2 separate regions of the Homo sapiens genome follow, and region 1 is linked to region 2. The links are chromatin contacts, found by Hi-C or POLR2A ChIA-PET in ENCODE. All regions are on one chromosome and are shown on one strand. The core of a region is the stretch at or near the end of the contact, and the rest is flanking DNA. Distances in the headings are between cores, read along the strand shown.

Region 1 (5,546 bases), core at 2,408-4,907, 880 kb after region 2:
CCATTACCCCGTTCCTCTCTGCTCTCATATTCCACACAAGCCAATCCCACATCTGGGATGCCAGGCGGGGATGTGAGTAGATGGCAGGTACAGCGGGCAGCGGGCCAGCACATCTGGGTTCCAACATGAAAACAACTCCCTTTTAACATAAACTTTTTTTAAAGGCCCCAAACACATCTGCAGTCCAGTTAAGGGTTGCTGGCCACAAGTATGCAGCTTGCCTTACCCCTTCCCTCCCTTAGCCTTATGAGTTCAACCCATTTATCCAGCACCGACTGTAAACCAGGCATGTTGTGGGCTCTGGGGGTAAAGCTGGGACTCAGCAAAGGCTCTGCTCTCCTGGACCCTACAGAGGACAAACAAACAGCAACAGGAACGCACGTCAATGTTGTGCACAGGGAGGGTGCTCACCCTGATGGGGGCGACACAGGGAGGGTGCTCACCCTGATGGGGGCGACACAGGGAGGGTGCTCACCCTGGTGGGGGCGACACAGGGAGGGTGCTCACCCTGGTGGGGGCGACACAGGGAGGGTGCTCACCCTGGTGGGGGCGACACAGGGAGGGTGCTCACCCTGGTGGGGGCGACACAGGGAGGGTGCTCACCCTGGTGGGGGCGACACAGGGAGGGTGCTCACCCTGGTGGGGGCGACACAGGGAGGGTGCTCACCCTGGTGGGGGCGACACAGGGAGGGTGCTCACCCTGGTGGGGGCGACACAGGGAGGGTGCTCACCCTGGTGGGGGCGACACAGGGAGGGTGCTCACCCTGGTGGGGGCGACACAGGGAGGGTGCTCACCCTGGTGGGGGCGACACAGGGAGGGTGCTCACCCTGGTGGGGGCGACACAGGGAGGGTGCTCACCCTGGTGGGGGCGACACAGGGAGGGTGCTCACCCTGATGGGGGTGAGGGTGGGGCTTAGGGGAAGGCACCTCTGAGCTGTCTTTGGGTTGAAATTGAAATTAAAGGAGGGAGGAAATGGGGGAATAAAAAGTGCAAAGGCCCTGGGGCCACCTGAGCGCCCCTTGGAGAATTGTGGCCAGGCCCTAGCCAAGGAGCCCTGAGCCCAGGTGAGGTCTCAGACTTCAGGGTGGCAAGGAGACCTGGGGGCTACCCCTGCAGACCACACATGCCTGGAAAAGCTTTTGGAGTTTATTTCTGGGGCAAAGTGAAGCCAGTGAAGGGCCCGGGTAGAGGAACAAACCCCTGACTGTGTTTTAAAGGCTCACAGCCAAAGACCACAGGGACAGACCAGCCTGGTGGTCCAGGCAGGGCCGAGGTGGCTTGGGCTGGAACAGCTGCGTGGGGGAAAGGATGGCACAGAGGGTACTTGGAGGTGGGGGATGAGGAGAACCAAGGGACAGAGGATGACTCCGTGTTCGGGCCTGAAACATTGGGTAGACTGACAGTGAGGCCATTTGCTTGGCAAAACAAGGGGGCAGTGGGGTACGGACAGGAGGGCGTTGGCTGCTTTCAGCTGAGTGTCTTGTCATGTCCCATGCAGGTGCAGGAAGCACAGGGGAGGGGCCAGGGCCAAGCAAGGGCTGGTGAGTGAGCCTCAGCTGCAGGGCTGGACAGAGTCATCTGGGGGAGAGGTGGGGCAGGAGGATGCCTGGAAGCCAAGAGGAGACACTGTTCCAGAGGTGAATGCTCCATCACCACTGAGGCCAGCAGAGAAGTGAGCATGGGGGTCCTGGCCTGCTGGCTTGGACTTCCTAACTGTGGGGTACTGCCCACAGGGCCAGAGGGAAACACTTAGGGGCCCTAACCACACACAAGACCTTACAATTCTCTCCCACATGTAACTCAAATATGTATATCTGTATTTTGCAACAAGACAAATTTTAAACTATGGTTTAAAAAAAATCCCCCTGAATTTGCTGATTGCAAACTTCTTGGCAAATCTGTCCAGGCTGAACTTTTCTCCATCTTCCTCTGCTGCTGCTGTTTTGCCTGCTTTTCAAGTGCTTAGGACACTTACTTGGCCATTAGTCAGATTAGACTGGCTGCTTCTAAATTAGTCCCTTGGCCAGGATCACCTCTCTCTATAATAGAGAAATTGTTTCAGGTGCCTTCGATGGCATCCTCAGCCCAGAGCATTAAGTCCTGGTGGCATCACAGGCCTTGGCCACCCACCTAGGTCACAGCTCCCTTGACTGATCCTTCTCCACCCCCTAGGCACCTGGACTCAGGCCCCCAGAGGGCCACTCACCATCACCTGGCTATGCCTGGCATTTTCCACATCCCTGCTCCAGTGTCTGGGTGTCTGGGCAGACTTCCTGGTTCACAGATGGAGCCTTCTGGCTGTGCCCCCACGGGGCGGAAGGAACAAGGCAGCTCCCTGGGGCCTCTTTTGTAGGGGCACTAATCCCACCATGAGGCTCCACCCTCCGAACCTCATCACCTCCCAAAGGCCCCACCTCCTAACACTGTCACCTTGTGGGTGAGGTTTCAGCCTAGGAATTTGGGACGCTTGCGCATTCTGCCTGGAGCATTAACCACGTATCTTCCCTGTGTTTGCCAAGGATGTGTCCGGAGACTTTAGTCAGTCCTAAAATTCTCCCTCCCGCTAGTGAGTGACCTGAGCAGTGCATCCTGCAGCAGCCCAGCCCTCAGGTGTTCATCCTCCAGCAGCGCAGCCCTGCCCACCCTCGGGAGGAGGAGGGGCCCGGCGCTGACACCTGCGGCCTTCTCAGTGCCACAGCCGGGCTCTGCATCCCTGCAATGCTCCACAGCTGCAAGGCTGCTCACTCACTTTGCACAGTGGCTCCCAAACCCCATTTGCAATTTTCCCTCCGAGACCCTCACAGCAGCTGGGGCCTCCTCTTCAGGCCATGTGTCCCTTCTTCAAGAGTCAAAATGAGAACAAGTCCGTCTCTTCCTTTTCTTCCTCCAAGCTTGGGGAGGCAGCAGCTTCCTCTCTGGCCCCCAGTTAAGGACCTTCTACCTACGGATTCCCTACATCAAGTCCCTCATGGGAATTATCTGTTCTGGTAGCTTCCGTGGCTTCTTTCTCTTCCCAGACCCTGACAGATGACCACGCGTGGCTTGCTGAAGCCATAGCTGTATGAGGACACTGGCAGAAACGGCTGCTGTTCTTCTTGCTTCCCAAAGGGCAGAGATACCTCGAGTCACAGAAGGATGAGGAAGCGTCTTCTCACACCCCTGACTTCATCTGCTGGGAGCTGGTGGCTGAGGGCGGCTGGTTTGCTCTAACCCTTCAACACCGATGAGTGGAAAGGGCCAAGGAAGCAACCCCCGCAAACTGCCTGGTTGCCAAGAGGTCTCCCAGGTAGGGGACAGACTCGGGTCCTGCCGGCAGCTGCGCAGGGAGGGTCTCCATGACGCAATATCTCCACACCACGGCAGGGGGCGCTGTTCACGTGCGCGAGAACGCTCCTTAGTGACCAGAGCCTTTGCTCCAGGGACAGGAGCTGCCTCAGAGCACAATTTGCTGCTTTGAAAAGGGATTTAGAACAGGAATTCCCTCAGACTTGGTAACAGTAGATGCCGTGTGAGCGGAAGAGCATCTTCAGGGAAAACGTGTGAGAAATGGGGGAGAGGAAACCTGACTCCAAATAAACCAAGAACACGGCAGAAATTAAGGAGCTCGCAAAAGCTGTGAGAGGGCAGCGAGTTGCCAGTTCATATAAATGAAGAGATCAGCAGAGTCCACCGCCGACTGGTTGCGAAGAAGTCTAAAAACAGACCCAAGGATTCGGAAATTCGGGGCCGTCGTAGAGCCACTCATTTCAGTAGAACAGTAAGTGCAGAAACCAGATTTATACACACAGGTATATACATGGATACACACATCTATACACACACTAGTTTTCTATTTGTGTTTTAAAATTTAACTTTTTATTTTGATGTTTAAAGAGTACATACAAATGTAGAAAGGACTGTGTAATGAACTCCCATGTACCAAGTACCACCTGATTAATAATTAAGTGGCTTATGACTAATAATTATTGACTCACGACTCAACTTGTTTAATCAGTTTCTGCCTGTCCCCACTCTCTATCTCTCTTTCTCTTTGGATTGGAGTATTTTCTGGCCATCCCAAAAGATATAATTTTATGTAACTACTGTGTCTCTAATGGATAAGGGCTTTTTAAGAGCAGCAGAGGGAGAGAATTGGGACAGAACCCAGAGCCACAGGGAGAGCTGTGTCCTTGAGCAGCACAGATCCGAGGCAGCGCCTCTGGTTGCCCAGCTAGTTTAGAAGCATGATCAAACATGTGACATGAGAAGCAATATTTACCCTTCTAAAATGTGGCTTCAAGGATAGATTGGTTTAAGCCAAGCCTCCTTTACTTTTCCAAATAAGAACAGACACACACTGATAGGAAATGAAACAGGAAATGGCCCCCCTGGCTAATGTGTGGGTAGGGTGAGATGATTCCTTTAACTTGCTCAGCATGAGTGCCTTCTCAGGATGTGACAGGAGTTCATGTCGGGATTTAAGAACATGGACTTCTTGGATCTGTTGGTTGTATGTTCTTGGGAAAGTTACTTATGCCTCAATTTCACCTGCAAATTGGGGTTAATAATGTTTAAGGTCACAAGGTTGTTCCAAGGATAACACGAGAGGGTGCATGTAAAGAGGTGGGTGTAGCACCTGCCGTGTAAGAACTGCTCAGCCTACATTAGCTGTAATGACGATTGGTGAAGACACCCGCTTGTTAACTGTTGTGTTCTGTGAGCCCCCCAGAAGCACCTTGTCCGTAATTATCACACAGAAGGCCTTTTCCTCCACTTTCACCGTACACAGAAATAATATGTAAGGCCCAGACTTAAAATGTAGGCTGTCATTTTTTTCCTACTCGAAAATAATAGAGAGAAACATTTCTTTTTTTCTTTTTATTTCTAGTGCACCTATATATGTGTAAGAATGGTTTATTACTCTCGATCTTCTAAGTTAATTTTGGGGGAAAATAGTAACTCCTTCAAGACTCTAGAGTTTCCTTTAGCCAATTAGACATTGTGATGACTCATCTGAGAGAGTATGAGTAGGCTGCTTATGAAATTTATTCTGCCACCCAAAGATGATAAACTTAAAGAAGTCCCTCACCCAGACACAGCATAATAAAACAGCTGAAAACCAAACACGAAGAAATCTTAAAGTCAGCCAGAGGAATCAGCACGTGACGCACAGGGAGCAAAAATCCAAAGGAGCGTGGATTCACCTTCAGGAGGAGCCCTGGAGTCCTCAAAGTGGCACAGCAGGCCCAGAGCATGGAGGAAAAGAGCTACGCACCTTGAACCTTATATCCAGCAAAAGTGTCTTTCAGCAATGAATGTGAAATACAGACAGTCTCAGATGAAGACAAACTAAGAATTTATTTCCAATTTACCTGTGATAAAAGAAGCGCCACAGAAACTTCAAGCAGAGAGAAACAGTAAGGATAATCTGGAACTTCAGGAATGAAGGGAAAGTGACAGAAATGATAAATGTCTGGGTGAATAAAATAGGCCTTTTTCTCGGTGTGTATGAGGAATGAAGGCAGCATCCATAACACTGGTCTTTTCAGCTAACGCAGAGGTCCA
Region 2 (4,983 bases), core at 741-3,240:
TACAGCCCAGGCAGGCTCTTGCGGGGCTCCATGGTTATACCTCGCCTTGCTTCAGGCCAAGGGTTTGGAATGGTTTGCTTAACTGATCACACCTCCATACTTCTCTTTTGAATGTGCCATCTGCTTCCTGCTAGGGCACTTATTTTCTTGCTATGCACCTGCCTGTTGTTGTTTTCGTGGCCTGGCCAGGTGGTCCTCCTTCCTATCACTTTAACAACAAGCATGAATTTGAAGTTGCCATCATTTCTACCTAGAATGTGCTTCCAGATATCCATGTGCATCACTCTCCAGGCTTCCTAAACAGAAGGATCGAGTGTTGTGGGTAGTGACTAACTGGGGGCAGTGGTGCATACAGTAAAGGGATTTACAAAGGCAGTTTACCTTTACCTACAAGGTAAAGGAAGGTGGATTTGTTAAAGAAAGTATGAAAATATGTTGCAAGGATGCAATGGGTAGATCAGCAAGAAAGGAGCTGAGTTCCAGGAGACAAAAGCTTGCTGGGTATTTTACAGGATGGTGCTTGTGCTGGAGAGGAATACGTGCAGTACTGGTAACACTAAGATTGCAGTGAGCGAACCTGCATTTTTCTGTCAGCTGAGGTGTCTGCTGGTAAGTCAGGCATAGGGAGATTGTGTGTTAGATGGGCTATTTGCGCAGGAGGGCTGTGTGTCCTGGACCATGAAGAAAGGCAGATTTGTAGTTTATCTGCTTTGTCTTTTTGCTTTCCCTGCTCCCCCTAGCCTGGCTCCTTTTCCTAATCAGGACCCCACACCAGATCACACCCTCACTCCCAAGTCTGGTCATTTTCTTTAAAGTTAGAATATATCCACTTCCCACCGCAATGCTCTGGGTTCCCTTTATCCTGGCTTACGTCACATAGAAAAGCGTAATTTATAACTTAACAAAAGTGAGTAGCTAACGAAGAAAGCAGATCATACATGACACCATAAACTGTAAACAATAAAAGCTGAATTGGTAAAGATCTTCTAACTGGAAAGCCCCATACCGAGATGGTGTTAAATGCATCGTTTCTATAAATGCTCATGGTATTTTTATAAGGTGGACACTATTATTTCATCTTAGAAATCAGCAAAGAGAGGCTTTGAGAAAGGAACTAAATTGCCCAAGATCAAACAGCCAGTAATGTCAGGGCAGGGATTAGAAAACTTTAACAATTATAAAATTTCATGAAACATGAAAATAAGGAATACATCCCTTCAAAGCAGCTATGAGATGTATGTATTAGAGCAAAGGAGCAGTGAAAGTTACTGCATATTTCTTGGCACTTAGTCCATGGATTGCTTTCAGTGTTATGATTCCTCTGAGTCACAGAACCTGACAATTGTGAGCACTGTTACTGCCCTAATTCCTGCAGCCTCAGCTGTGAAACTTTCAGTATTTTTCTTTTGTTTGTTGAGCCAGTTATTAAAAAAATGAACTACAACAGCTAATTCTTTCTGTTTATCTAAATGCTTGTCAAAATGCCTAAGCAGTGATTTGCCAGGTTTGGGAGTTATACGTGCTTATACATTTCAAATAAACTGTGGCAGCGGCCTTAGCTTTTGTGGCTCCAGCAGGCGTAAGTGAGTGTGTGTGCTTTCTCTCTCCGCATCTGCTGCTTGACATCTTTAATTTATTATTCCTGTTATATAACTTTGTTTTGGCGCTTGAACTTCCATTCCCATGACTTTATGTTGAAAAACAGTTTTAAATCTAGGATTTGCATTTCACCACAGTGATAGAGCCTGGTTATTTATTGTTATTTGCAATATGGCATATAATATGGCAATAATCTATGTCTAGTCAACAGTCAGGAATAACAAAAGATTCATGGCATATTAAAACAAGATTGATGTCCCTCTGCCGAGGGAGGTTATTGCTGGCCTAAGCACAAATGGCCAGAGTGAGTTGCACAGGCTGTGCAGCCCTGGAGGCCGTGGCTCTGGCCTCTCAGCCTTGCTCACACCCAGACCCCTGCACCCTTCTGTGAAGAACCCCTGTGATTTCAATCCTGCAGTGTGAAGTTGCCACGACGGAGCCAGCATCTCTATCCAAGTCTCCTGGGTGATAGAACGCATATGTAGGCCAAACTCTGCAGCACTGATGCAGCTGGTGATGACTAAACATGGCAGATTTACCTAGTCAGTGACTTTATGCAGGAAGAAACCGAATGCATGTGCGCATCTTGAGATGCGTGGGCCTTCTGTCCTGTGTGCAGCTGCGTGTGCTCCCCCACTGGCCCGGCCTGCGCGCTTTTCTGCCCCGGCACTCGCCAGCTGCCCAGTCCAGCTCAAGCCGGGATTTTCCACGGCTGCCTCTGAACGGTCTCCAAGCCGCAGCTTCCTCTCCTCCTTCTGAGCTCCAAGTACCATTGCTATAAGGGGACAGGAGCAGGGTGGGAGATTGTCCTGAGTCTTGACTCTGACTGTGCTGTGTGCAGGGTTATCACCTTTCCACATCCCACTTTCTTCGTCTTTACAGTGGGGAGAGCAACTTTTACCTTTCCCATCCCGAAGCAGGGCTGTGGTGGTAGGAAGATCAAAGAAATTGCTTTAGCTTTTAAAAATAGACAAGAAGCCAACAGTTCTTGGGTGGACGTGTCAGACCTGTTCCCGACAGGACAGATGGCAGCACAGCCAGACCCGCTCAGTGTCCCAAGAGCAGCCCCGGCAAAGCAAGGCGGGAGCCGCCCCTCACCAGCCCAGCTGTGCTCACACACCCCCTCTGCAATGTCGGATGGTTCACAACAGGATTTATCGTTTTCTTTAAAGTCGCCTTGTGGAAACTCTTGTATCCCTTACTCTCTTGTGCTGTTATTGAAGGTTTAATGGGTTCGTTTTGACTCCTCAGATAGACTGTGCTTGATATTTCTTGCAAGCTCAACACGATGGCTGGAACATGTAAGTGTGTGAGTTAAAAACAGTTTGGGCTGCTTTTTAATTAGAACTATTAAAAAAGAATTTTGGTTGCTTTTTAATTGGAGCAATGAAAAATCAAACGATCACCTGCTCAAATCAGAAAATTCTTAGTTTTCCAACTTAGTTTATAATTTCCTTCCTTATATCTTTGGGTTTAATTTGCAGTTCTTTTCCTAGTTTCGGGGGGCAGAAGCTCTGAGCCTTTACTCCAAAACTCTTCCTATTAAATATATGCAACTGAAGCTATACAATTTTCTCTAAGCACTGCTCTAGCTTCGTCCCTCATGTTTTGATACGACACTTTTTATTATTTTTCAATTCAAAACATTTTCAACATCCATCGTGCTCCTATGCGTAACAGCGTGGAAGTGTTTTGTGTGATTATTTCAGTCATCTTTCTGTTGTGTTACAGTGTGATTGTGTTGTGCAGGAAAACATAATTTGTGTGATTTTACTTATCTTTTTATTTTTAATTTGTTGAGATGTGTTTTATGGTCCAGTCTGTTTTGGTAAATGTTCCTTGTTCCCTTGATAAAGAGTTTACACTGCAGTTGTTGGGTGCAGTGTTCTGTATACACCAGTTAGGAACATTTAGTTGTGTCCCTAAAGGCTATTTTTATACTTTTTTTTTTTTTTGGTTTGTTTATTCTCTCAGCTTCTGAAACAGGTGTTAAAATCCTCAACTATGCTTTTGGATATTTCTCTTCTTCTGCTTAGTTAAGTCTTTTTTTTTTCTATACATGTGTAGCAATGTTATTAGGCACGTACACACAATTATGAGTTTTGTATCTTCCTGTTTTTATGAAATGTAGCTTTTATCTTTAGGAATATTTTTGCCTTAATTAAACTCAACTGTCTCGTAGTGCTATAGCTACCTCAGCTGCCTCTTAAACACAATGTGTCCATGACTCCCACTCTATAGACATTTATCTTCAGCCTGCCTGTATGATTTTATCTAAAATGTGCCTCCTGCAAATTTCATATTGTTGGGTTCTCGGTTTTTCATACAGACCATCTTTGTCTTCTGATTAGATTGTTCAGTTTTATACATTTAATTACTAAAATAATTGTGTTTAAGTAAGTCTACCATCCTACTATTCTATTTCTCTTGTCTGTTTTTATTTCTTTGTTCCATTTTTCTTAATTCCTTTCAGATAAATCAAGTATTTTCATGTGCTGATTTTTCTTTTTCATTATATTTTAGTACATTATTTTATTATTCTCTTAGCAGCTACCCTAAGCATCTTTGAGTAGCTAATGTTTAAAGTAGTAATTTTAATATTTCTCTGAAAATACAAGAAGCTTCCAATAGTTAACTCCATTTTGCACTAATATAATATAAAATTTTACTTATGCACACCTTATAAAACTTGCACTACATTTTTACAGTTGTTGTTTTAAACAGTTTTTCTTATTTTCACAGTTTCTGGAGTGTGCTTCATTCCTTCCTGATGATCTCTGCTTACCTGTAGGATCTTCTGGACTTTTCTTTCAGCTCAAGAAACTTCTTTTACTGTTTAATGTCATTCTGTGGCAGGAAATTGATCAACTCTTCTCTGACTTGAAATGTCTTTATTTCATCTTATGTTTAATGAGGTATGATTGCTGTAAAATAAGTTGCATATATTGATGAATACTGATACAGTGACATATTGATTTCCCATGAAAACATGTGTTTCTGTAAGCAAAAGGCTTCCTCATGTTCCTTGGTGTCCATTCCTCCCTCTGTTCCTGTCCTGAGGCAACTGTCAGTTTGATTTCTGCCACTGTAAAATGGTTTTCATTTTCCAGAATTTCATGTAAATGGAGTCTTGCAGTGCATGCTCTTTCTTACTTTTAACCTGGCTGCTTTAATTTCACCTGACAATTTTGGGTGCATCGTCCACTCATTGCGTCCCCCAGTAGTTTGTTCCTTTTTATGGCTGAGTCGTTGCCCGTTGCATGAGCACAGCACAATTTATCTACCCATTTACCTGCTAATAGACATTTATATTATTTTCTATATTATTTAATATATATATTTAATATATTATTTAATATATTATTTTTATATTAAAAATAAAAA

What was found. A loop is a pair of places that touch in the nucleus more often than their neighbours do. ChIA-PET counts read pairs that join two places held with the same protein, here RNA polymerase II (POLR2A). Pooled maps may share reads with other maps.
Region 1: a loop to region 2 is called in a pooled map, with 1.9 times the contacts of the local background. The contact joins two enhancer-like sites. A Hi-C loop is called at or near these places in 2 of 168 maps with a recorded cell type or tissue (MCF 10A and mammary epithelial cell), 1 of 37 single-sample maps with no recorded cell type and 9 of 50 pooled maps. POLR2A ChIA-PET finds 5 or more read pairs at or near these places in 1 of 52 experiments (WTC11).

What each region holds. Positions count from the first base shown.
Region 1 is chr6:169,828,459-169,834,004 of GRCh38, forward strand. No RefSeq gene overlaps it. Among named protein-coding and RNA genes, the nearest start is that of LINC00242, 32 kb to the left of the region's middle. Within about 2 kb of position 3,658, at least 3 of the 41 ENCODE cell types and tissues checked have a DNase peak (open chromatin) inside an H3K27ac peak, as active enhancers do.
Region 2 is chr6:168,948,717-168,953,699 of GRCh38, forward strand. It overlaps LOC105378146 (a long non-coding RNA gene), which reads right to left. Exons shown (of 4, transcript NR_136250.1): 3 at 4,385-4,523. Among named protein-coding and RNA genes, the nearest start is that of LINC01615, 210 kb to the right of the region's middle. RefSeq lists an enhancer at 1,755-2,259. Within about 2 kb of position 1,991, at least 3 of the 41 ENCODE cell types and tissues checked have a DNase peak (open chromatin) inside an H3K27ac peak, as active enhancers do.